2 separate regions of the Homo sapiens genome follow, and region 2 is linked to region 1. Evidence: chromatin contacts called from ENCODE Hi-C or POLR2A ChIA-PET data. All regions are on one chromosome and are shown on one strand. Each heading gives the region's core, a stretch centred on a gene start or an enhancer-like site at or near the end of the contact. The rest is flanking DNA. Distances are from core to core; before and after follow the strand shown. Region 1 holds the start of CTLA4 (cytotoxic T-lymphocyte associated protein 4). Region 2 has its middle 170 kb from the start of ICOS.

Region 1 (5,642 bases), core at 1,582-4,081:
TGGGCCACGTGCATTGCTAGCATGGAAAAGCCAAAGGGAACTCAGTGAACTCATGCTCCTTCATGGCCAAGCCCAGGCAAGCCCTTCTGCCTTCTAGCTTCATCCCCACGGCCTTTTCTCCCCCCTTCAACGAATCTATCACTTACCCCTTCCCCTCTCCACACCCCCAGCCTCCCCTCCATCTCTCAACTGTTTTCCAGCTACTCTCCATAAAGATATTTTCTTACTGAGAAATAGATTCTTCAAGATGGTTGTGGCAGGAAGAACACTGATATGACAAACAGAAGACCTGGCTCTACCATGAAATATGTGATTTGGGGCAAGTCACACTTCCCCCATGTCCTTCATTTTTTTCACATATAGTAAGAGATAATTAGATGAGATGATATGTTCTCTGGTATTCTAAGGTTATGATAGAATGATAGGAGCTATATAGCTCCGGAACTATAATGAGTGGTAGGGGAAATTCTGAAGGTTGAGGTACAGAATCTTGCTTTATCTCTCAAAGTATATGTCAAAAACTTCTGCCTACTTAGTGAGCTGGCCCTGAACCTCTGTCACCCAGGAGTAGCTGTGTCTTGATGCACTGTACCAGCCTCCGCCTTCCCTGGCATTGTTGTAGAGTGGAAGATGTTGTTAGATGAAGGAAGCCACAGAGCCGAGGGCACCAGGTCGCTTCCTCTCTAGGTTGAGGCAACCCTGCTGTTAACTCCTGTGGGCTTCCCCTGACACCACCGCTGCCTCTCTGCCCTTTATTTCTCCTTCCCTTGAACACTCCCATGCTCCTTTGTTCTCTTTTCCCACAGGATAAAGGAGACCAGCTCTCCATACAGAGAGGCTTGCATCAACTCAAAAATAGTGGCTGCATGCCAAATTACCTTCCTGTAACTAACCAGGCCCCTCTCCAGTCAGTCTGACAAGTGAAACTCAAAACTTGTGTTGCATGATGTCACTCATCTGCTCAATCCCTTTGACACTTTACTAACACTGATCGCAAAAACAAATACAATAAATAACATTCAATGAGTCCCCCATGATCCAATTCCAATCTATCACTCTGGTCTGAATTTCTAGGACACACTTTCCTGCTTATAAATCACCCTATATTAGAGACACTAGTCCCTTCCACCAAGCCACTTGCACGGGACATCTGTCCTCAGAAGAGAAAACAGTTTGGCAGCAGCCATTGTCATGTCTATTCCAGCAGCTCTAGCTAGCTAGACTACAGCTTCCTTCCCTAACCCTCACCTCTGCCTATCAGAGATGCCCTCTGAGCATCCTTAGCACTGTGATAACTCCATTGCAGTAGTTCATTACTTTCTGCTCTGTATTAAAGTTATTTGTGAGCTAATCATATCTCCTCACTCTTTTACTTGTGGTTCATGAACTCCTGTGAGCAGTGATTATAGCCCACCCAAGTGAGCACTCAATAATCTTTATTGTATTGACTCTAAGCTTAAGAAATCCTAAATGTCCTGCCCTCTCCCCAAGCAAGCTCACACTCATCACCACTAAATGCGGTCACACTCAACTTTCCAGTATTGGGAGGGTCCTGTTACTGGTTGAGATAAATTTACTTTAGGAAATTTAAATACTTCTAAGAGTGTTTATTTAATCTTTACATATTTAAAACATGTAAAAATAAGAAAACATATATGAATATTTCTTCTCCAGTAAAAATTAAATCATCAAATATCTTTTGAGTACCTACTTCATACAAACTACATGGTTTCTTAACCAAGAAGGTCTAGAGAGAGATAAGGTTGAGATTCAATGGATATACTCATCATTTTAAGCCGTGTAACAAACCTGGTGTCAGTCTCTGAAGAGCTGAAAACTGAGGATCTGCATCTGAAACCCACACGTAGGTCAGGCAACAATTAAGTATTGTATGCCAAACAGACTGGTGGCTTTCTTTCTTTCCTTTTCCTTGTCTTTTTTTTTTGGCAATTTCAAACTTTTATTTTTAAATAATTGGCTAATTAGCTAGTAGAATTGATTAAGAGAACCTTAAAACCTTGAATTAAGTAAAGAAGGCATTCTTCCCACAATTTCCCTACATTTTAAACAAGCTGGCTAATTCATTTATAAAGTATATGAATCCGAGGACCTTAAAACCTTGAATTGTATAGCAAAAAAACTCTTCCCAGGATTTGCTTAAGTCAATTTTTTTTAAAGGAACTTGTGAGCTCATCCTGAAACCCAGCTCAAATGTATTCAGGACTATGGCTATCCTTTCCCTCTTAAATCACTTCCAGTCTCATAGAAGGGTCTGAAATTGCCTGTGTCTCTCTACTAAACCAACTCACATGCATTCATGAAGCCCCTACTAAATACCTGGCGCTCTGTTCTGAGCTATCTCTTTGCCTTATTTGCTGCCGCCCAACTGCTCCCTGCTGGCCCTGGAATACAGAGCCAGCCAAGCCAGATTGGAGTTTTACCTTTAACTTCTGGCTTTGCTATAAATCACTGCCTTTGACTGCTGAAACAAATGAAACCCAGGTAGGAGAAACACCTCCTCCATCTTCATGCTCCAAAAGTCTCACTCACCTTTGCAGAAGACAGGGATGAAGAGAAGAAAAAACAGGAGAGTGCAGGGCCAGGTCCTGGTAGCCAGGTTCAGCTGAGCCTTGTGCCGCTGAAATCCAAGGCAAGCCATGGCTTTATGGGAGCGGTGTTCAGGTCTTCAGGAAGTAGAGCAAAACCTTTCAGGATCCTGAAGCTTTGAAATGTGTTTGAACCCACACAGAATCAAGGACTTTATATAGATAGCTTTGATCCCAGATATGTATTACACATGTGCACACACAGAAGGCACTTGAATAGAAAGCCTTTTTGTTTTGGTTTTACGAGAAAGGAAGCCGTGGGTTTAGCTGTTACGTCGAAAAGACAACCTCAAGCACTCAACTGAACAAAACAAGCCAATCCATGGATGGAAAATGTATTCAATTTGAAACTGAAGCTTCATGTTCACTTTGAGGATCTGGATAACTAAGTGGAGACTTGGAGAATTTCCTGGAGTACAAGGGTCCTCCTAAATCCCAATTTTATTCAATCTTCTGGGCATCCTTAACCATCCAGTCCAATTCATTTCATTGACAACTCCAAAACTACTAGGCTGCTAACTTTCTGAGCCCTTGGGCTAATGGCAGGATTTGTCTAGGCATCATTAATAAAAACTGTATTCTATCTGTGAAGCACCATCCTTCTAATGGTCCCTTGACAGCTTTACAAATAAGTTTATTTCTCCTAAATCCATTTAGCATTTGGTTAAGAGAAAAAAACTAAAATCACAAGAAATAAACTGAAAATAGGCGGAAAAGAAGCTGCCTCTGGTTTTGCAGAAGGAAAGAATTCAGGTGTTCTTAAAAGCCTTAACTCAACAGAGACAAAACAGAGTTGAAGAAGGTCCAAAGAAAAGCCAACCCAAATGATTCAAGAGATTAGAGCCGTCCATAAAAGGATAGACTTTTTTTTCTAATACAAATTTTTCAAGCAGAAAATTCAAAAGTGAAGATTAAATATAACCAGAGTCCTTAAATTTGTGACAGCTGTAGACAGGACCAATGATCTAACAAAAAGAATTTGAAACATTGAGGACCTTCCTTAAATCTGGAGAGTTTTCATACATTTTAATAAAGAAAGAAACATTCATGGGGAACCTGTAATATGCCCGGAATTCTGTGCACTTAGGATTGAATGATGACAAAACAAAAACATAGTTGATACCTTAAGGGGCTTCTAGAAGGCTGACATGCAAACAGACAGTTGTAACAGGGAATATGACATTTGCCTACTCCAGTCCGTCCATGGTTTCCCATTGTCCACACCTCAGCACAGCAGAGGAGACTCTGCAGAATACTCACCAAATGCCTCCCTCTTTGGCCTGTACCCCAGCATTCCCTCCCATTCCCCCTTCCTGCATTTGTCTTTCCTTCCACGTGCCTCTTTCAGGCCTCATCACCTTTACCCATGCTGTTCCTACTGCCTTTTTTCTCCTATTATCTTATTTTATACTCCTTCTCATCCTCCAGGACTTAGCTCAGCTGTCATCTCCTCCAGGAAGCCTCTTCTTTTTTTTTTTAAAATTTTATTATTATTATACTTTAAGTTTTAGGGTACATGTGCACAACATGCAGATTTGTTACATATGTATACATGTGCCATGTTGGTGTGATGCACAGAAGCCTTTTCTGACCTGCCTGTTTTCTATACACTGCTACACATTATAGAAACCTTCAAGCCCCAGCTCAAGCGCCAACAAGCAATAACAACCTAATGGGCACTTCCTAATGCCAGACTGGGCAACAGAGGTTTTTTAAAAAGTGAAAAACAAATGTTCCTGCCCTCAAGAGGAACACACAGCAGTGGCAGGGACAGACAGCTAAACCCATGATCATGATAGAGTGAGATCAATGCTGGAATTGAAGTATTATGTAGAGGAGCAGAAGCCAGTGGTTCAGCCTGTGGAAGTCAGAAAGGGCTTCTCAGAAGACGAAAAGCCTGAACTTATTATTGAGAACAGAGAAAAGGGTGGATATTCAGACAAGAAGAATAACATGGGCTAAAGTTGGAAACGGCATGAAGAGTTCATTATGGTCACAGGACAAAGCTTGTCTGGGGATGAGCAGAAGGTGCAAGCGGATGCTCTTAGCAGCAAGGGCCAATGAAACATAAGGAGCAAACTGGTATGACTGAGTTCACATTTGGGGGAAATTTTAGGGATGGGGAGGATGGGTTCAGGGAGAAATGTAACCAGGAAGACTGGGAAGAAGACTATTGGAATACGCCAGGCACCAGGATTTGGAAAGCTTTCTGAAGGGGGCAAAATAGTAAATATGTTATGATTTGCAAACGGTGGGGTCTCTGTTGCCACTACTCAACTCTGTCATTTTAGAATGAAAGAAGCCATATATTATATGTAAACAAATGGGTGTGTGTGCATTCCAATAAAACTTCATTTACGAAAATAGGTGAAGTCTGGATTTGGCCTGTGGGCCATGGTTTGCCAACCCCTGGTCTAAACTAAGGTAATGACAGCTGTGAAGACGAGGTCCCTATGGGACTAGTCCACAATCAGTGAGTGGAAGGAGAAGTTTAGAATGAATGACACCAGAATTATGGTTTGAGAAGTACTGTGGTGCTGCAGAAATTATTCAAATGTCAAGTTTTCTTTCTTTTCTTTTTTATTTTTTTGAGACAGAGTTTCACTCTTGTTTCCCAGGTTGGAGTGCAGTGGCGCGATCTCGGCTCACTGCAACCTCTGCCTCCTGGGTTCAAGTGATTCTCCTGCCTCAGCCTCCCAAGTAGCTGGGATTGCAGGCACCCACCACCACGCCCAGCTAATTTTTTGTATTATTTTAGTAGAGATGGGGTTTCGCCATGTTGACCAGGCTAGTCTCAAATTCCTGACCTCAGGTGATCTACCCGCCTCGGCCTCCCAAAGCGCTGGGATTACAGGCGTGAGCCACCGCGCCCAGCAAGTTTTGTTTCTTTCAAGTCCATAACAACCCTACAAGACAAGAGTTACCATTTTTCCCATTTTATAAAGAAGGAAATCAAGGCATTGAAAGTTAAGGTGACTTACCCAATCACCCGTAGGAAGTGGCAGAGCCAGGATTTGAAGCCAGTGATACCTTTAT
Region 2 (5,642 bases), core at 1,203-3,702, 240 kb before region 1:
ATACCTGCGTCATATCCGTCACACTCAAAAACCTCCAGCTAGTCATGCAAAGAAAGCTTAGTTGTTCGATACCCTGCAACACCACCATTTACTAACTCTGATGTCAGCTTTTTCTTCCCCACTAAATTTTAGCACTATAATCATGCTGCAAACTCTGTCTGTTCAATGGAGGTTTTTACCCTTTGCCTTTAATGTAAAATGACAGCCAAATCTTCAGAAGGTTTGGTGTTAAGATTATGTCTTTTACATTCCTACAGTCTCTGTTGTTTAGTTCAGCTTGTCACGCTGTCAGATAAAGGCCCATGGAGCGTTCTACAGGAATTATTAATGAAGATTTGACCGGTTTTTCTTCTGGAAACAGATCACTTCACTTTTCATCTCACTGCTTTTTACATTAACAAACTAAAAATAGCCATGAGTATTCCAGGGAAGAAATTACCAATATTTGGCAGTATATTTCTTGCTTTCCAGTTGTTAGATTTGGTTCTTTGCCTAGTTAGGACACAGATAAATGTGTAAATCTTAATAGCATAATCCCCAAATTAGTATCCCTGTATCTTTACTCAGAACATGAAGAGCTAAATCTGATTTCAAAACACCTTGTTTTAAGCATAGGCCTTACTTGGCTTGCCCTGGAAAACAGACATTTAAACACAAAGTTTGATGACGATGGCTTTAGGAAAGTGGCCCACACTGAATTCACCAGCCCAATTGCTGTCCTTCTGCAAACATCCATTCAGAACGACATTGACAAGTGAATCTCTGCCAACTACCGTCTTGTAATCCACACTGCTCTTGTTTATGTGTGCAAATTCACTGTGGTTTGTTGCAGTTCTCTGCTCTGTAGAATCCATTGTAGCCCATCTTCATCTGAGCTCCTCTTTAACAGAGAGAGCCACGTGTGTCAGAATATCATATGGATGAAGTTTGACATCTTTATTCGTCTTCTATTTATGGGATGAACGTACAGTTAAAAGGTGGCTTGAGACCATCAAACCCACATCTAGCTGTGATCTAAGTGGAATTTAACGTAGGTCTCCTGAGGTGAAGGGAGAAATGAAGGAAAGAAATGAAGTGCCTGTTTCAATTTAATACTTTAGGCCAATTTTTTTTTTTAAGAGAAAAAAAATCAAAGGGCTGGGACCTTCCTTGGCCCCCTGAAGTTTTAGGGTTTCAGATGCTCAGAGATACAATCTGCACAATTTCTTGGCATCTGTTTTTTCCAGACAGTATATTACCACTATAAAGTAGCCTGAACAGTGGGGTCCTCCCTACTGGGGGCCCACTTCAAAGGCAATGTTTGATGTCCCCTGATGCTGCCTGTGGGTGAAAGCGCAGATTGTTGTGTTTCATTTATTAATTACTTAAAACAGAAAAATAAAAGCCAATTTTCTTCTAAATTTCTCTCTGTCTACTTTGAGTTAACATCCTCCAATCTGGTTTTTGTCATACACGAGTAATTTTAGTTCCAAATACTGGTATGATGTCATTATTTAACACCTTTTTATCTAAGGATATTGGCGTGTCTTGCAAAAGAGTATGTTGCTGCTTTGTCCTCTATTTAGAAAACAAACATTGAGAAACTAAGAGAGACCACTCCACTATTCCAAAATCACACCATACACATAGTTGGAGATAGGAAGAAAGCCCGGATTTCTTATTCAATTTCATCAGAAAAGGAGACGTCTTCCCAGAACACTGGCAACTCTGGAATCCCCCTGAAACCCAAAGAAGAAAAATGTCCCCCTACTTCCTCATGAACCAAATGTTCCACCAAGCTTTACTTAGAATTAGTTATTTCACTCCAAACCCGGTCTGCTTTTTGCTGAATATTTTCTCAAAACTAAAGCCAGTCAACAGAGTTCTCTCTGGTGTGAAGCAAAACAAAAACAATCCAAAGTTTTTATGTTGTCACCAGACAAAAATTTGCTAAGAACAAGCAGAAATGAGGAGTTAATGGATCCCATATGTGGCCACTAACATAGGTTTATGAGATTTTCCAAGAGATTTCTGAAGATTCCTATAGCACAAAGGAAGATCAAACAGCCACTTTCCTGTCAAACAGGGCAAAAAATGCTCCATCCATAGTTCCCCCTGCATTTATTTTGGTAAACCTGGAAAGAAAAGGTGGCTGCAATATCTGCCTTACAGGGAGCTGACCACAACATGTGGTATACTGGAGCAGGAAAGAAGGTCCTTAAAGACGTCACCTGTGTCCTCACAGCACAAGCAGACCTGCCCTTAGAGCCCACTGCTTGGTATGAGATGTAGCCTCTGGGGGAGGGCTGAGCAACGGAGAGGGAGAGCTGGACAATTTTCTTCATCCGGGAAAATTGCACACACACAAAAATAGCTGCTTTCTTCAAATGTCAATCAGCTCCTTCAAGTTTCAAGCTTCACTGAGGGGTCAGAAGAGGCATTTCCTCTACACATATTTCAGTATCACATCGGGACGTTCAGCCACACACAGCTTCCGGCACGGGGGCTGTGGTTGTGTTGGAGTTAACCACACAGGGCACAGGGTGAGGGAGTTGTCGTTGTTGTTCTTGTTTCTGTTGTTGTGATGGAGGCGGGGCAGCTGGTGGGGTTAAAACGGTTTCCATTATTATTATTTTCTTTCCCCCTTTGTGTGCTATGAACTCTGAACTAGACAAATGAGAACTATCTCCCCTGTTATTAGTAGAATGTCTTCTGTGAGCAAATTCCAACCACTAGAATGTCCGTGTGAACTGCAAAGGCAACCACAACAGTTTTGGAAACTGGGGATGATTGTGGGGCTCCTGGACCGCTGCCCTCCGCCCTGCAGCAGGGAAACAGAACACCCTAGACAGGTGGGGAAGGAGTGGATGGGGGTGAGTCTGCAGGAGAGGAAGCCTGGCCGAAATGTGCTTTTGGATAAAATGTCCCGATTAACCAAGAGCACACAAAATGTGCAGACTGGCAGCACAAGGCCTTAAGCACCCGCAAAGCACGCTGAGTCTTTGGGCTGCTCTGTGACAGGGAGATGTGTTTACCCCAGACAAGTTCACCAGTCCGACAGCCGCCTGAGGCCAGTTGGAGAGGAGGTTGAAATGTTCCACAGTGTGAAGAGTCAGCGCGATCTGTAGAGATAATGGAGCATTCGGTTTGACATCCAAAACTGGTGTATCCAGGAGGAGCGGGATTCTTGCTGGGAGGAGAGACAGTAATTGTTTTTAGCAAGACAGATAAGACATTCCGGTTTCTGTAGATTCCTCCCCAACCAGGAAACAACTGCCTCCAATGTCAGTGCTAAATATTGAAATCAAGGTGTGCAAATGCCTCAGCTTCTCTCCACCGCCTGCTGCATGATTACTTTCAAATAAGAATGTCCTTCCTTCTTAATTTTACACTTAGATAGGTAAAAACATCATCAATTTTAGCAGACTGTTTAGTTTTAATCTGATCAAAACAATCATTCACTAAGAACCTTCTAAGAGATTATAGGAAACATTAATTGTGTAGCTGGACTGGGATACGACTGGAGGGAGGCTTGTAAATAAATCCTAGGACTTGAGTCCAAGAAATATAAAAGGAGAGAGAACACAGAAGCTAGTGCAGATAGATGCCTGATGTCTCCTTTTAGGTGAGAGCATAGAAACATGTAGAGCTTGTTTCCTCTGAGGTTAGATACCGTTTAGTCCTTCCTTGGGTATTCCCATTTACGGCTGTGGTCAAGTGAATCAGCCACAGACGTTACTATTACTTAAAAAGAAAACCATTTTCTCTACATTGGTGCTAGTTCCAAATTGTGTCTGTGTGATCGTCCCTCCCTCAGCCATCTCATTTCCAGGGCTGACAAATATTTAGCCTACATAAATACACATTTGGGGAGATCCTACGCCATTTCTCCCTCCTCGTGACCCAACTCGTATTCTTCAAAACATCAAACAAAACAATTCGCAGAATAAAGTTGCCTTCCGAAAGAGGGATTTCCCCCTCCAGTTTCCCTCCCACTTCCACTAGGTCAGTCTGTCTTTCTTCCCTCCTACTCTCCTATACCCCTTCACCCTCCCCAGCAAACTCTGGAAAAACAGTAGTAACTAACATTTGTGCCTTTGGCAATAAAACCACAGGCCTCACAAACCCCAAATGGCAAAAAGACATTTCCATTCCAATCCCAGTTTTAAATTAAACTGTAATGAAAAATCAGCAGTGGCAGCTGGGACCAGAGACACTGATTGTCTCTAGGAACAAAAAGGAGGGGAACAGAGGGGGAGAGGAAAAAGAAAAGAGACTGCAAGGAAGCCTCGCTCTGGTAATAAAGCAGCTGGTAAACCTTCAAGTAAAAAGAAATTAGAAAAACAAATCTAGTGCAGAGACAAGCAAAGATGGCTGTTTTCCTCTACAATCACAGTGAGGCAGACCACAAATCACCCTCCACTTTATGAATGGACAGGAGGGGGTGGGGTGGGAGGGAAGATGAGTGGGCCTGTGCTGACACCTGGAGGAAGATTAGGGAAATTCTCGGGGGGTTGGTCCCACCCCCACATTCCGTGAATGAGTGGGGATTTTGGCTTTCTCAGTGGTCATAGTCAATACTGAGGCTACAAGGAAAAATAAGAAGACCTCATTGCCTTCTTAAAAAATATTTTTAATTGATAAATAATAATTGTACATATTTTTGGTGTACATGTGATACTTTCATACATGTATACAATGTGTAATGATCAAATCAGGGCATTTAGGATATCTAAACCTTAAATTTTTATCATTTCTTTGTGTTGAGAACATTTTAAAACTTCTTTTCTAGGTATTACAAAATATACACTATTTTATTCTTTATCAGAAAAAAAATGCATTGAAGAAACCATTTGACTTCAACATGAGGGTTAGAACAATTCATGTAGCTAAACTGAACCCAACTGCGCAGGCTTAACTTTGATTTTAAAAAATACATGGCACAGGTATCTTCATCAGACATGAGAAAAGAATACAGCATTTGAGTATTTCATTCTATAGTCTTTAAAGCTTGCAAGATTCTGCAGATCTTTCAGCATATAATTTATAAATATTTTCTGATTGGTGGTGATCAGAAATCTAGAAAAAAACCTGTACTAACCTATAAGGACCAAAGATGCTTCCAAGAGGGGAAGCAGTTAAGGATCAAGATAGTGAGTGGACTTAGAGGTAACAGGTAAGAATTAGAGACTGGAAAACCAATAATCCTAAACCTTATTTTGTTCCCAGACCTCTTTAAGAACCTGATAAAATTAGTAAACCCTCTTCTGAAAAAAAAAAAAAAAAAAAAAAAAGATGTACCTAGGAAGACTGCAATCCACCCTTGATGAAAACTATTCGGATCCCAACCCAAGAAGAAATTCAGAGAAAATATAAAATGTATGATGGCCTATTTAGAGGTCAAATGAGATTTCTTTATAAAAGGAAAATTGTTGTGATTAAAAATACACAAGATCTGTACCGAATAAACAGCCTCTTCAGAGTATGCCCTTGTGATTGTGACTTTGTCTGGAAACTTGGCAGATACTGGGGAGACTCTGAAGAGGGTCATCAGCACCAAATGGCAATGCCAAATGAATTTACTATTTAAGTAATAGCCAGGTACGGTGGCTCGTCTCTGTAATGACAGGACTTTGGGAGGCTGAGATGAGAGGATCACTTGA

The links. A loop is a pair of places that touch in the nucleus more often than their neighbours do. ChIA-PET counts read pairs that join two places held with the same protein, here RNA polymerase II (POLR2A). Pooled maps may share reads with other maps.
Region 2: a loop to region 1 is called in a map of naive thymus-derived CD4-positive, alpha-beta T cell, with 4 times the contacts of the local background. The contact joins the enhancer-like site here to the promoter of CTLA4 in region 1. A Hi-C loop is called at or near these places in 1 of 168 maps with a recorded cell type or tissue (naive thymus-derived CD4-positive, alpha-beta T cell), 2 of 37 single-sample maps with no recorded cell type and 10 of 50 pooled maps. POLR2A ChIA-PET finds 5 or more read pairs at or near these places in 1 of 52 experiments (activated T-cell).

Annotation. Positions count from the first base shown.
Region 1 is chr2:203,864,960-203,870,601 of GRCh38, reverse strand. CTLA4 (cytotoxic T-lymphocyte associated protein 4) reads right to left here and starts at 2,831. Exons shown (of 4, transcript NM_005214.5): 1 at 2,551-2,831; 2 at 1-16. The coding sequence starts at 2,659.
Region 2 is chr2:204,107,266-204,112,907 of GRCh38, reverse strand. No RefSeq gene overlaps it. Among named protein-coding and RNA genes, the nearest start is that of ICOS, 170 kb to the right of the region's middle. Within about 2 kb of position 2,452, at least 13 of the 41 ENCODE cell types and tissues checked have a DNase peak (open chromatin) inside an H3K27ac peak, as active enhancers do.